Linked DNA regions of Homo sapiens: region 1 is linked to region 2. A link is a contact called in ENCODE Hi-C or POLR2A ChIA-PET data. All regions are on one chromosome and are shown on one strand. Each heading gives the region's core, a stretch centred on a gene start or an enhancer-like site at or near the end of the contact. The rest is flanking DNA. Distances are from core to core; before and after follow the strand shown. Region 1 overlaps EXOC3 (exocyst complex component 3). Region 2 overlaps AHRR (aryl hydrocarbon receptor repressor).

Region 1 (6,571 bases), core at 3,047-5,546, 34 kb before region 2:
ATGTAAATATTTTCTTCTTGCTAAGTCATATTTGCGAAAGTTACAAGTGTCTGCCTCTTTGGGGACACTTCCACACACATTTCTGTTCTCTTGCACAACCAGACACTGATGAATCAGCAACCAATCCCACCCCTCATCCCAGGAACCCCTTTCCAGCAGGACCACCAGATGGCCATGGTCTTATTATTTTGTTGTTGTTGTTGTTTTGAAATGGAGTTTGCTCTTGTTGCCCAGGCTGGAGTGCAATGGCGCGATCTCTGCTCACTGCAACCTCCACCTCCCGGGTTCAAGCAATTCTCCTGCCTCAGCCTCCCAAGCAGCTGGGATTACAGGTATGCGCCACCACACCCAGGTAATTTTGTATTTTGAGTAGAGATGGGGTTTCTCCATGTTGGTCAGGCTGGTCTCGAACTCCCAACCTCAGGTGATCCGCCTACCTTGGCCTCCCAAAGTGCTGGGATTAAAGGCGTAAGCCACCACACCCGGCCTACAAGGTCTTATTTTTTAAATATATCCTGATTTCTGCCAATACCTCTAAATAATGTTAAGCCATCTTTATGTTTCTGAAATAACCCCTACATTTCATGGTAGGTTATGCCTTTGATACAATATTAAATTCATTTTATTAATGATTTTTGCGTGTGTACCTATATTCAAAAGCGAAACTGATCTATGTGAGGATGTGTGTGTGTGTGCACTCTCAATTTGACTTTTTGACAGGTCCCTACATATCGGTTTCTATTTTGTAATCCACTAAATTGTCTGATGTCTTTAATACTTACAGGGTGAATCTACTGAATTGTGCGTAAGAAGGACCCTGCATCATACGAAGCAGCGTCACCGAAAACGGAGGCGCTTTAAGCGATCTGACCGGAATGCAAGTGCACAGCCCGGCTCCCCAGACGGCATCCGCACGGTACAGTTCACAGCCTGTGTCCCAGAGGGCAGTGAGGAAGCACTGGGCTTCGGCCCAGAAAACGGCAGGAGGAAAGAGCCAGGCCCACCTCCAGGTCCAGGAAGACCTCCTCCAGCAAACCGCTGCAGCCCTCCTTCGCGATGGCGTCTAAAATCCCGTCCATGCTGGGCTGGCTCGGAGACACACCCTCTTCCACTTCATTCTTTAAATACTTTCTTTTTAAACTGACTATGGATTCCCTGCAAGGAAAGGGTTCAGGTTCAACACAGCGGCTGGGCAGGCCGGCCTCCACCGCTCCCCCGCCACAGCGCCCGGCCACACTCACTTGAAGGTCTGGCAGTTGTTGATGATGGCGATCATGTACTGAACGTAGCAGTGAGGGTGCTGCCGATTCCTCAGGTGCTCTTCTTTATACAGCTGCGCTTCATCTTTATATCTGAGGACAGACAGGCTTCGGTCAGACAGCACTAAGGGCAACATGGAGCTGTTTCAAATGCCACGCTGACGTCACGCCTGGCCTGAAATTTCACATCACTAACATCTGACCGGATGAGCCTCTAAAAATAAAACAATCTTTAGACGATCCAGACTAATGGAAGGACAGAGAGGTTGATTACTTTAAATGGATCAAAAAATAACTTCACCTCAGGCTTTAAAATATGGCTCATTAGGAGGCTGAGGCAGGGAGACCACCTGAGCCCAGGAGTTAAAGGCTGCTGGCTGCGCTGCAGTGAGCTACCCGTCGGGGTAACCTAATCAGACCTTGTCTCTTTTTTTTTTTTTGAGATAGAGTCTTGCTCTGTCACCCAGGCTGGAGTGCAGTGGTGAGACCTTGGCTCACTGCAACCTCCACCTCCTGGGTTCAAGTGATTCTCCTGCCTCAGCCTCCTGAGCAGGTGGGACTACAGGTGTGCCCCACCATGCCCAGCTAATTTTTGTATTTTTAGTAGAGACAGGGTTTCACCACATTGGCCAGGCTGGTCTCGAACTCCTGACCTCATGATCCACCCGCCTCAGCCTCCCAAAGTGCTGGGATTACAGGCGTAAGCCACCGTGCCTGACCGACCTTGTTTCTTAAAAACAATTAAAAAATATAAAAATTTTGAGGAGTTGGTAAAAAATAATAACTGAAAAAAGGAAAAAAAATATGGTTCAGCATTCTGATTGTAAAAATATACTACATAGTTGATTGTGAGGAATTGGGAAAGCATTATCTTATTTTATTTATTTTATTTACTATACACTTCACCTAGAAACTCATAGTGTTAGGAACCTCATCAAATGTCAGGTAAAATGTCCCTTTCAGAAACTGTCCCTGAAATCATCCAATTAAAAACAGACACTTGAAATGTCAAGAAAACAAACAGAGGTAGTGACACGCTCTATTTTTAAACTTACTGTGGGGATGCTCAAGCACCTATGGGAGTGGAAGAATCATACAACAAATACCGTTTCTATTTTTAAGAGATGTTAAGAAAGGAGCACACTGAAAGCTGGCAATTAAAGGGAAAGAAGTTAGCATTTCTGTCCAAAGTGTGGTTCAGGTCATCAAAAAGCTGAGGGTGATCAAGGAACGGTCTCTTTATAGAAGAATCTAACCTCATAAATGACAATGACCTCCAAAGAAACAAACTCAGGCCAAGATCCCCATGGACAGATGGCCAATAGGGATTTGGCCATGCCTCTGTGGATAGAAGGCCAATGGGGACTTGGCTAAGACTTGGCCAGTGGGGACTTGGCTAAGACCTCTATGGATAGAGGGCCAATGGGAACTTGGCTAAGACTTGGCCAGTGGGGACTCGGCTAAGACCTCTATGGAAGAGGGCCAGTGGGGACTCAGCTGTGACCCCTGTGGATGGGCGGCCAGTGGGGACTTGGGCATTACCCCTATCGATGGATGGCAAATGGGAACTCTGAGTGGGCGGCGTGGCTGTAGTACCTAAGCCACCAGGACAGGACCTATGGACGCCATGTCTCCTGATGTGCCACATCGTGGAAGGCACACTCACCAATAAGTGGGATCCAAGCCTGCAGAGCCAGCATCTGGCTCGGGAGCTGACAGTAGACTGAGGAGGAGGCTGAGGGACATCTCTCTACAGAGATCTACAAGCCAGCAGCTGAAGGAGGGAAGGGGCTATTCGGCTTACCAGAGGCCTAGGAACCCTAAGCCCTCATGCGATGCAGTCCAATCTGATTCACAACTATCAAAAGACACACTTGAGATACAACCCAAACGCAGACTTGGCATCGGATGACCCCACGGAGTCACCGTGCATGTGTCTCTGACTTGATGGCACTGCAGTGGCTTCAGAGAGGGTCGCAAATACCATGCCACAGCGCCCGGGGTTTGCCTGAAGGTACTTCAGCAGAGAGAGTGGAATGGGCAGGGGAGAACAGATTAGGCAAGGGGGCTTTGGAGGGGATGGCTTCTGGACTGCACGATGGGTGAACACAGTTTTTTAAACTCTTTTCCACATCTGTATAGGTTTGAAAATTATCAACAACTCATGGGGAGGGTGGCGTGCCAGGTCATGGCTGCCTGGAGCCCTTCTGAGGAGGGCCGGCTCAGCCGAGGACGCCCTCCCCACTACGAAGTAGGCACTGCGGCAGGAGTCGCCACCCCCACCCCAAGGAAGTTCAGAACAGGCAACAGGAGGAGCCTGACTCCAACAGAGTTGGTGTCATCCGGCGCATCGCTAAGGACGTCACAACACATCAGCTCTGGGAGCCCAAGGGGGTGTGTGGTCCACTCAAGGGGAAGATGATCCAGAAGCTCCGCTCCCTCCCTTTGCTTTTGAAGAACACAGGAGTGACACGTGGGGAATCTACCGGCTTAATTTCTTCTTAGTAACAGGCATAGTAGGATCAAAAAATTTTTGCTTCTAATTTTTAAAAACATTCAATGTGTACATTAGCACACTGGCAGAAAGACATACCTGCTTAGGAAAGAATTCATCTGCTGAAGACATAAAACTAGTACCTTTGTTTTCAAATCTTCACTTATCTGAGCAGCAACTTGAAGATTCTGTTCAAACATCTAAAAATCAGAGAACTTATGAATTCTGGTATAATCTTACAGGAGTATACTAAGAGTGCAGGTTTGCTGTTATATGAAACCTCCATCTGCTAACTGGCATTTAGGATAGTCCAAATTCAGAGAAAAAAAAAATGAAACCACGTGAAAAATAACAAAGTTAGTTTAAAAAAAAAAAAAACAACTTTCTCACCTGGGAAAGTACCAAGTGACTCATTTCTTAATTCCTGGCAAACTGGTTTCTCCCACGGGGGCCATGTCTGTCCTCACACTACGTGACTGGAGTTTTAATGTGTGGAGTGAGGCCCCACCCGGGATGGCGCCCCTCAGGCACCTGACTCACCCTCCCTGGCCCCATGACTGTCATGATGCAGAGTTCCTAAGAATCTGGACCTGGGGTGTGCCAGGCCCTGCCAGGAGCTGACCCAGGCAGAGGAAGGGCAAGGGGACAGAGCTCTCCTCACAGTTTCTCACGGCATCTGTTTCCAAACAAAGGAAAGGGTTTGGACTAGCCTGTCAATAACTAACGGTATCATTCAGAGAGAAATGTCACCCGCCAGCCCTCACTCCTGCCTAACTAGAGTCCTGAGTGAGGATTCTAACACAACGGGGCTCCATCCCTCAGCAATGCCACTCAAATTAAAACACATGATGTGCCAAAAGAAAAAAAGAGCAGGAAAAACGGGACACAGGGCGGTCGGACACTGGAAAGTGAATCCGTGGTAAGAACACACCGGTTCTAACACCTAGTGAGGCTTGGGCGTTGGAAAGTGAATCCGTGGTAAAAATGCAGGTCGGTCTAATACTTAGAACCTTAACCAATGAACAGGAAAGCAACTTTAAAAGCTAATGGACGCCTTGACCCAGGAGGTAGAGATTGCAGTAAGCCAAGATTGTGCTACCGCACTCCAGCCTGGGCAACAGAGTGAGACTCCGTCTCAAAAAAAATAATGGACGCTCCCAAAATCCACCTGTTTAAACTCAATCATGTGCCATTTTTTAGGACAAATCCTGGATATCGACCAAACAAACTCACATTTGAAAGTCGCACATAAATAACATACAATTAGGCTGTAGTCCAAACCCATAAAGACCAGGTCAGAAAAGTAAAGTGACCTTGGGCAAAACTATTTGGTAAGTATCATCCCAGGTTTCTGCAGCTCCAGAGAGTAAGAGACAGAGAGAGGAGAGGACTTAGATGCACCAGGCAGGGCTCTCAATATTTTTACTACACTCTGTGGATGAAGATCCCAGGTATCTGTGTCACTTTGTAAAACCTACAGGTCCCACTATCCACCTAGGAAACGGAACTGTGCCAGTCCCCTGCAGGTGGTACCTGGAAGACAATGGCAGGGAGTGTGGTCTGGTAGTACCCGTCCTGGTCGGCTTCTGGCTCTGTCTCTTTGACCCAGTCTTTCTTGTCTGTCTCCAGCGCTTTCCGCAGCCAGGCGATGATGTTTGACTAAAGAAAGTTCAGCATCATGGAGAAGAGAAGAGAGAAGAGCAGGTGCCTGAGGGTCATGCCAATTACCTGGTCAGTTGCATGCACAAGCTCCACAAACCAGACACAGGGCACCAGCGTCCTCTTTCTCAAATGAGGACTCCAGAGCAGGGACCCAGGAGCCACCCCCATGGGAGGCAGTGACCACAGCAGCCCGCAGGGGTTTAACTGGAACCCTTGGTACAGATAAAGAGGGAGAAGAAACTAGATGCCCTTTTGGCTGCACCTCATGCTGGAGGACAAGGCCGCTGAATCCCAGGTGCACAGAGAATGAGGCCGACCAGGTCCGGTCAGGCCTGTTCCCATGCCCAGACTCAGCAACCACAGCAGCTCACGTCCCAAGAGAAGACAGCGCTCCTTCCCCAGCTCCTGAGGACACCTCGGCTTCTGGTCATAATGCTGCCTTGCTAGGTGGACGCACCCTTGTCTAAGAAGCAGACCCTGCTGACCTCCTCTTCTCACTCTGAGACCACCTGGTGGTCACCAGGCTGCAAATGGACTCGCCCTTTGGTCCTTGACGGACCCCCCCAACCATGGGACTCAGAGCCGAGAGCCTGGCAGGTGCTGCCACACACGGTTCAGACGTTCTGGGCCCTGGCCAGCCTGCCGAGTAGGGCACAGGCTCACGTCTCCAGCAGAGGACAAGCTTCAGATCCAGGCCCAGAGAAGGGGCCATTCTCCTCTTCTAGCAAACTGACCTGTCAAGGCCTGGAAGCAGAGCCCGGGCAACTGAGCAATGCATCCTAGGAAGTCAACGCTAAGGCATTTCCCCCCTGCCTCCTGCCTGCTGCCAAGCCCTAGTTACTCATATAACCAGCACGGTGGTCTGTGGCACGCAGGCCAGCCCTACTCACAGTGAGCGTGGACATGTACGTGTCAAGCAGCTCAGAGACCACGTGTGGAGAAAGCAATGGCTCCAGGGTGCCGACATCCACTTCCGGGGCCAGCTCCACGTTCCTCATCATCTCAGTACTATGGGGGAACCAGGAATGTGAGTGACAAACCACGACAGACACAGAAGAGCATGCCCAAGTGTGCCGAGACTGTTTCACTTGACACATGAATGTCCACCACCCTGGAGACTTCCTGGTCACAGCCGGCCCACAGCTCAGGGGAAAGT
Region 2 (6,722 bases), core at 3,733-6,232:
CGCTATGCCAGAGATTCCCACTGGGCTGGCTGGGGAGCTGAATTCGACGCCTGCTAAGATTCCTTTCCCACTCAGTATTTGCTACCCACAGAGTGGGGAGGCCACGAACAAAGCGGGCTGCCCAGTGGCGGCTGCAGGATCGCGCGGCAAGGCTGAGCTGCACTTGGTTACCAGGGCCTGGGCCTGCAGCGCCGAGGGGCCGAGGACAAGTCGGGTGGGTCTCGGAGTCACAGAGCAGGAGCACCTCACCGACAGCCAAGGACCCGGGGGCTGAGGGCCAGGGGGCAGGGGCAGGGCCGGCCCAGACCACCCCTCTGCCCTGCGCTCAGCCCCGCCCCATCAGGCTGTCCCAGGAGGAAGTGGCAGGAGCGGCAACTCGCCCAGGTGGCCGGGGAAGGGGTCCTGCACGATTCTCTGAGAGGAAGTTGGATCTCCGGCATCCTGGCGGCCCCGGCCCTACCTCACTCCTGCAAGATTCTCTGAGAGGAAGTTGGATCTCTGGCATCCTGGCGGCCCAGCCCTACCTCACTCCTGCACGATTCTCTGAGAGGAAGTTGGATCTCTGGCATCCTGGCAGCCCCGGCCCTACCTCACTGGTGTGTTCCCAGCAGGTGGAACACAGTTTCTATAGGCACAGCATTTGCATCTCTCCCAGCACGCAAGGCAGACTTAACACATTCTAGGAAACTATAGACACGAATCCCCAAGGGCAGGGGTCCCCAGCCCCCAGCCACAGATTGGTACCCGTCCATGGCCTCTAGGAGCCAAGCTGCATGGCAGGAGGTGGGCCCTGCGCAAGCGAGTGAAGCTTCATCTATATTTACAGCCACTCCCCACTGCTCGCGTGACCGCCAGAGCTCCACTGCCTGTCAGCTCAGCTGGGGCATGATTCTCACAGGACTGTGAACCCTGTTGTGAACTGTGCATGTGAGGGAGAGCCCTAGGTTCGAGCTCATGAGAATCTAATGCCTGATGATCTGTCACTGTCTCCCATCACCCCCACCCCCGCCATGGGGCCGCCTAGTTACAGGAAAACAAGCTCAGAGCTACCACTGGTTCTACATTATGCCAAGTTGTATAATTATTTCATTATATATTACAATGTAATAAAACAGAAATGAAATGCATAGTGAGTAAACGTAATGTGCTTGAATCATCCTGAAACCATCCCCCCACTCCCAGTCTGTGGAAAAATTGTCTTCCACCAAACTGGTCCCTAGTACCAACAAGCTCGGGGACCAACAGGGTGTTTTCTACTTCTGAAAGGCTGAGGGAGCTGTGGGTAGGCCTGGGTTGGCCAGGGACGAGGACCAGCTGGAGGGGCAGCTGTGCCGTTCACCCTCCATCTGCCCACCAGGGACGCATCTCTCCGGCATGTCCTGCAGCCGGGAACTACCTCCACTTGTCCATAGACAGACGGTGTGAAGGGCGGGCAGCCAAGAGATGGAGAAAGGCAGGGGCCACAGCCAGCTCCGCATTTTCTTGAGGACACGGGGTCAGGACACTTATTCTGAAACTGGTTCTGTAACAGGATGATTTAGGAATGAATCGATACAGGCAACGTTTGGTGCCAGTTTGCAAATACGAGTTTGAAAAACATTGTTTCATCTAATCGCTGCTGCCTATGTTGTGTAATGACTTTTACGACACGAAACTGACTTATTACTGGCTGGAAATGAAGAAAGAAGACACAGAAAACACTGAGTGTGGAGGTGTTTTGTGGGGGCCGCCAGCAGGCACCATGTGGCTGTGAAGGGCGAGTCTTACTCACTTTGCATCCGCGGTGGCTGCGGTGTCTGCTCTGGGTTTTGCCCTCAGGAGCGCGCTCCTCATTTTCATCTCCGCTGCGGAGGGGAGGAGAACGGGTGCCGCAATGCAGAACAGCGACAGCCGCGGCGGGAGCATGGCTCCTGACGGCGCCTTCTTCTTCTGTCCAAACAGGAATTTTAGTTTTCCTTGAAACTGCATCGTCTGGTGTTTTAAAGACAGAGAGGAAGGCGTGTTCACCAAGTGGCCTGGCAAGGTGGTCACAGGACACAGAACTCAAGGGCGCGACAGCGGCTGGAATTCGTAGGGAGGCAGCTCACCATGAGTGGCTCGGGACAGCAGAGCCGCAGCTGCCAAGCCTGTGACCCCCGGGCCTGCAGAGTGATTCGATGTGCTTGAATCATCCTGAAACCATCCCCCACTCCCAGTTTCTCTGGAGCCGCGGCGACGGCCTTTGACAGGTTCATTCCCGCGTGTGTGCCTGTTCATGTGTGCCACCCCATGCGCAGGTGGCACGAACTGCGCCTGTGGGACCTGCCACCTGCCCACAGCCGGGCCAGCGGCAAACCCCTGGCAAGAATTCGCAGGAGTGGATGATCTCCAAGGATTGTTTCAGCTTTAACACTCCATTTCCAAATTATCAATTCTTCATTTGTAATTATGAAATTTAGGCACGACTTGATTTTATTTATCTAGGGTGTACAGTGAGACTTTAAAAGCCAGCAAGTAAGCTAGGAGTTTGTTATATAAGAAAATAAAATATCTCTCTACAAAGGGAAGGCTGATGTATAATTTAGTTGTTTACCAAGGGCCTTCAGGGGTACTCCTGCCTTGTATGGAAGAATCACCCCACAATGTGGCTCCACCCTCTATCCTTATTTCATCCATCTATCTTTCTATCCATCCATCCATCCACCAATCTATCTTTCCATCCATCCATCCATCCACCCATCCATCCACCCACCCATCCATCCATCATCTTCCCATCCATCCATCCACCCACCCATCCATCTTCACATCCACCCATCCATCCATCCATCCATGTTTCCATCCATCATCTTCCCATCCATCCAGCCATGTTTCCATCCATCCATCTTCCCATACATTCATCTACCCAGCCACCCACCCACCCATCCATCCATCCATCCACCCATCCATCCATCTATCCATGTTTCCACCCATCCATCATATTCCCATCTATCCATCCATCCATCCATCTTCCTATCCATTCATCCATCTGTCCATGCATCCATCATCTTCCCATCCATCCATCCATCCACCCATCTATCTGTCCATCTAGCCATCCATCCACCCATCCATCTATCCATCCATCCGTCCACCCATCCACCCATCCATCTTTCTATCTATCCATCCATCCATCCACCCATCCGTCCATCCATCCATCTTTCCATTTGTCCATCTATGCACCTACCCATCCATCTTCCCATTCATCCATCCATCTGTCCATCTATCCATCCGTCATCTTCCCATTCATCCATTCACTCATCCATCCATCCATCCATCTTCCCATCTATCCAACCATCCATCCATCCATTCACCCATCTTTCCATCTGTCCATCCATCTTCCCATCTATCCAACCATCCATCCATCCATTCATCCATCTTTCCATCTGTCCATCCATCCATCCACCCATCCATCTTCCCATCCATCCATCCATCATCTTCCTATCCAACCATCCATCATCTTCTCATCCATCCATCCACTCATCCATCCACTCATCCATCCATCCATCCATCCATCTTCCCATCTATCCAACCATCCATTCATCCATTCATCCATCTTTCCATCTGTCCATGGATATATTAAACAAATAATAAACACCTGCTGTGTAGCAGTCACATAATTGGTGGGGATTCAAGGCAGCGGTGTGCTGGGAAATGTTTAACATCTAGCTCTCCAGGGGGAAAAATTCCCAGATATGCAGTGTTTGCCAATTTTTTTAGTATAAATATTCCCAACACAGCTGATTTCAAGCTCCCAAGTTAATTTCAGCCGAATCTCAAAAACTACCATTTTCAGTTGGCCCTGTGGGTGGCATGAGGGAGCTTCCATGACACCCGCATTGCCAAGACTGCACCACTCAGGGTGAAAGCCGGGAAGAGCCGTGAGGTCCTGCAGGGTCTTGGTGTATTCTGTGTCAATACAGGAGCCCTTTATGGTGCTGTGGATGAATGGATTTTAATGGGAAAACAGAATCAGACACGTATTTGTGTAAACCTTATTGCAATATTTTAGCATCAATCTAATTTCTCTGGCTTGTTTCCTCCATTCAGTTCTTTGTTTGACAATTCCATTTTAAACTATATTCCAGTGGCTGCACAGTAAAATCCTTCCAATTTTGGGTCACCTAGAAATAAGAGTTTTTAATTAACCAGGAATTGGTTATACAATTTTAAAAAACGAACAACATTCCTTAGCCAATAAAAGTAAGTATCTTAATTTCCTCAAAATTTAGAACAAAATACCAACAGTGAAACACTGTCTCTACTAAAAATACAAAAAAATTAGCCGGGCGTGGTGGCAGGCGCCTGTAGTCCCAGCTACTCAGGAGGCTGAGGCAGGAGAATGGCGTGAACCCAGGAGGCGGAGCTTGCAGTGAGCCGAGATTGCACCAGGCACTCCAGCCTGGGTGACAGAGCGAGACTCCATCAAAAATAAATAAATAAATAAATAAAACTTTATTGTCCCTAGCTACCTAAATGAAAGATGTGCCCTGGGGCGTGTGCGTGGCAACAGATCTGGGGCCTGTGGAGAGCTGGTCCTTCCACCAGGCACCCAGTGGGTGGGAAAGACACAGAAACAGGCAGACCCACAGGTACCTCTGCCATGGGGACCGTCTGCACCCAAGGTCCCCAGGAGGTCATGGGTCCACAAATGGGTGGAAAGCTGAGCCCAGGGGGCCTGCCCAGCTACAGTGCTGGAGTCAGAGGGCCTTGTGGGGTGCTGGGGTCTGAGGGCCTTGTGGCATTGAATTGCAGCCAGGAGACAGCAAGGGCCACCACTGGGGCTCTGAGGGGCCATGACCCAGGGCTGACTGTGCTGTGGCCAGGGGGACCACAGTGCCTGGAGGGTCTGCAAGGTGGGCAGGGCTCTGGGACAGGGTGGGAGGCCTTTGCCCTGACATGTCCGATGGGGAGGAGTTCTCTGATTCAATGAGGAGCTGGAAGAAGAAATGGTCAAATAGCAGAAGTGAAAACCCCAAGTATCTGTTTGCAAGAGAAGAGGGTGAAACCAAAAAGCTCAGCAGATGCCATGGGCTCAGCCACTCACGCCAGCCACAGCCAGAGGCTCTCCCAGTTTGCCAGCCCTTGGCAGATGTGGGGCACATTTTAAAAAATATTTTAATAAGTTTTAAATAAAGGTACAACTAGAGTATAAACCTACTGCAGAGTTTTACATTCTCATCGACCTGGCTTGTCCACCACAGCAGGCCTCACGGTTGACTCATCACGCATGCCCAGAGGCGTCACAGCCCCACACCATCGCCGGGTGCACAGAGCTCAGTGCCCAGCCCTCTCCCACCCACCAGAGACACATGGGTTAACACCCCCATACCATCACAGGGTGCACAGAGCTCAGCACCGGCCCTCGCCCCCCCACCAGGGACACATGGGTTAACACCCCCACACCATCACAGGGTGCACAGAGCTCAGTGCCCAGCCCTCTCCCACCCACCAGAGACACGTGGGTTAAAGCCCCCACACCATCACAGGGTGCACAGAGCTCAGCACCGGCCCTCGCCCCCCCACCAGAGACACATGGGTTAACACCCCCACACCATCACAGGGTGCACAGAGCTCAGTGCCCAGCCCTCTCCCACCCACCAGAGACACATGGGTTAACACCCCCACACCATCACAGGGTACACAGAGCTCAGCACCGGCCCCCGTCCCTCCACCAGGGACATGTGGTTTAACGCCCCCACCCCCTCTTGCCCTCTGTTTCCTTCCACACCAGGGTAGAATGCATCCCAGATGTCGGGAGCCCCCTGCCAGGGACCCACGCACTCACCAGGAAGCCCGAGGTGCTGTCCAGCAGGCAGCGCACACGGCAGATGAAGCAGCGGGTCAGGAAGGCCGAGTACTCGGTGGGCGTGCCTGTGCCCCACTCCTGGGCCCTGAGCAGCCTCCCCAGGATAGCATCATCTCCTGCAGACCATAGGGGCCAAGGGGCGTGGCGGTGGGAGAAGCCAAAACACACGTGTCACACGCACAACCACGCCCACGGCTCTCACGCGCCAGGTCATGTAAACCCTATCACTGTGCCATCCTCCCGCCCCCAGCATCCCTCTAGATGTCACTCAAATTTTGCCTTCATCATCCTTTGCCTTTAAAAACATCGTTTTTAGTACATGTGCATGCATGACGATGGACCAATGGTTTCATCTTGCTTGTTTTTAGCTTTACAGAAGGGTCTTGCATGTAGGTGCCTGGGCTTTGCTGTTTTAAGGTCAATCATACTGTCATGGTGGAAACTTTCCGTGAATTATTTCAGGCTTCTGCGGATACGTGCGAGAGAACCCAGGAGCCACCCTCTGCACAGGACCGCGGGCAGGTGTCGCCTCTCCTCAGAGCCCAGATGCAACTGTCCCAGCACAGCCCCCGCCTGTCATTGCCTGTCAAGGAGCTCCACACCTGCCAGGCTTATCTCATCAGTCAGCGCCACAGGGAGGTTGAGAGCAAGCCCTGTGCAGGGGTCTTCTGTGAAAAGGGGCAACCAACTCTGAATGGCAACAATCTTTCAGGGACTTTTATTGGATAACTCTAGTATGAAGCAAACTGTATGAAACTTCCTGGCAGACGTGAGACTTGAGGGGAGTTTGCAAAACAAGAGGCCAGGACTGCAGCTCGTGGTGAGGTGACAAGAATGGCGGTGACCTCAAGCCTGGCAGAGCCCAGGAAAGCAACCAGGAGTGAAGCACACTCGAGCCACA

What was found. Hi-C counts contacts between places; a loop is a spot of excess contacts on that map. ChIA-PET counts read pairs that join two places held with the same protein, here RNA polymerase II (POLR2A). Pooled maps may share reads with other maps.
Region 1: a pooled map shows a loop between it and region 2 (2.2-fold over the local background). The contact joins two enhancer-like sites. A Hi-C loop is called at or near these places in 1 of 168 maps with a recorded cell type or tissue (B cell), 1 of 37 single-sample maps with no recorded cell type and 3 of 50 pooled maps. POLR2A ChIA-PET finds 5 or more read pairs at or near these places in 6 of 52 experiments (A673, BJ, GM12878 and 3 more).

What each region holds. Positions count from the first base shown.
Region 1 is chr5:456,741-463,311 of GRCh38, reverse strand. It overlaps EXOC3 (exocyst complex component 3), which reads right to left. Exons shown (of 13, transcript NM_007277.5): 5 at 6,306-6,423; 6 at 5,287-5,412; 7 at 3,853-3,953; 8 at 1,242-1,352; 9 at 1,005-1,155. Among named protein-coding and RNA genes, the nearest start is that of SLC9A3-OT1, 13 kb to the left of the region's middle. RefSeq lists enhancers at 3,978-4,087, 4,108-4,207, 3,586-4,785, 4,843-5,012. Within about 2 kb of position 4,296, at least 8 of the 41 ENCODE cell types and tissues checked have a DNase peak (open chromatin) inside an H3K27ac peak, as active enhancers do; they include GM12878, where a contact is called at or near this core.
Region 2 is chr5:423,056-429,777 of GRCh38, reverse strand. AHRR (aryl hydrocarbon receptor repressor) reads right to left here. Exons shown (of 11, transcript NM_001377236.1): 7 at 5,801-5,937; 8 at 1,772-1,971. It overlaps PDCD6-AHRR (PDCD6-AHRR readthrough (NMD candidate)), which reads right to left. Exons shown (of 13, transcript NR_165163.2): 9 at 5,801-5,937; 10 at 1,772-1,971. Among named protein-coding and RNA genes, the nearest start is that of EXOC3-AS1, 17 kb to the left of the region's middle. RefSeq lists an enhancer at 4,468-5,087. Within about 2 kb of position 4,982, at least 2 of the 41 ENCODE cell types and tissues checked have a DNase peak (open chromatin) inside an H3K27ac peak, as active enhancers do; they include GM12878, where a contact is called at or near this core.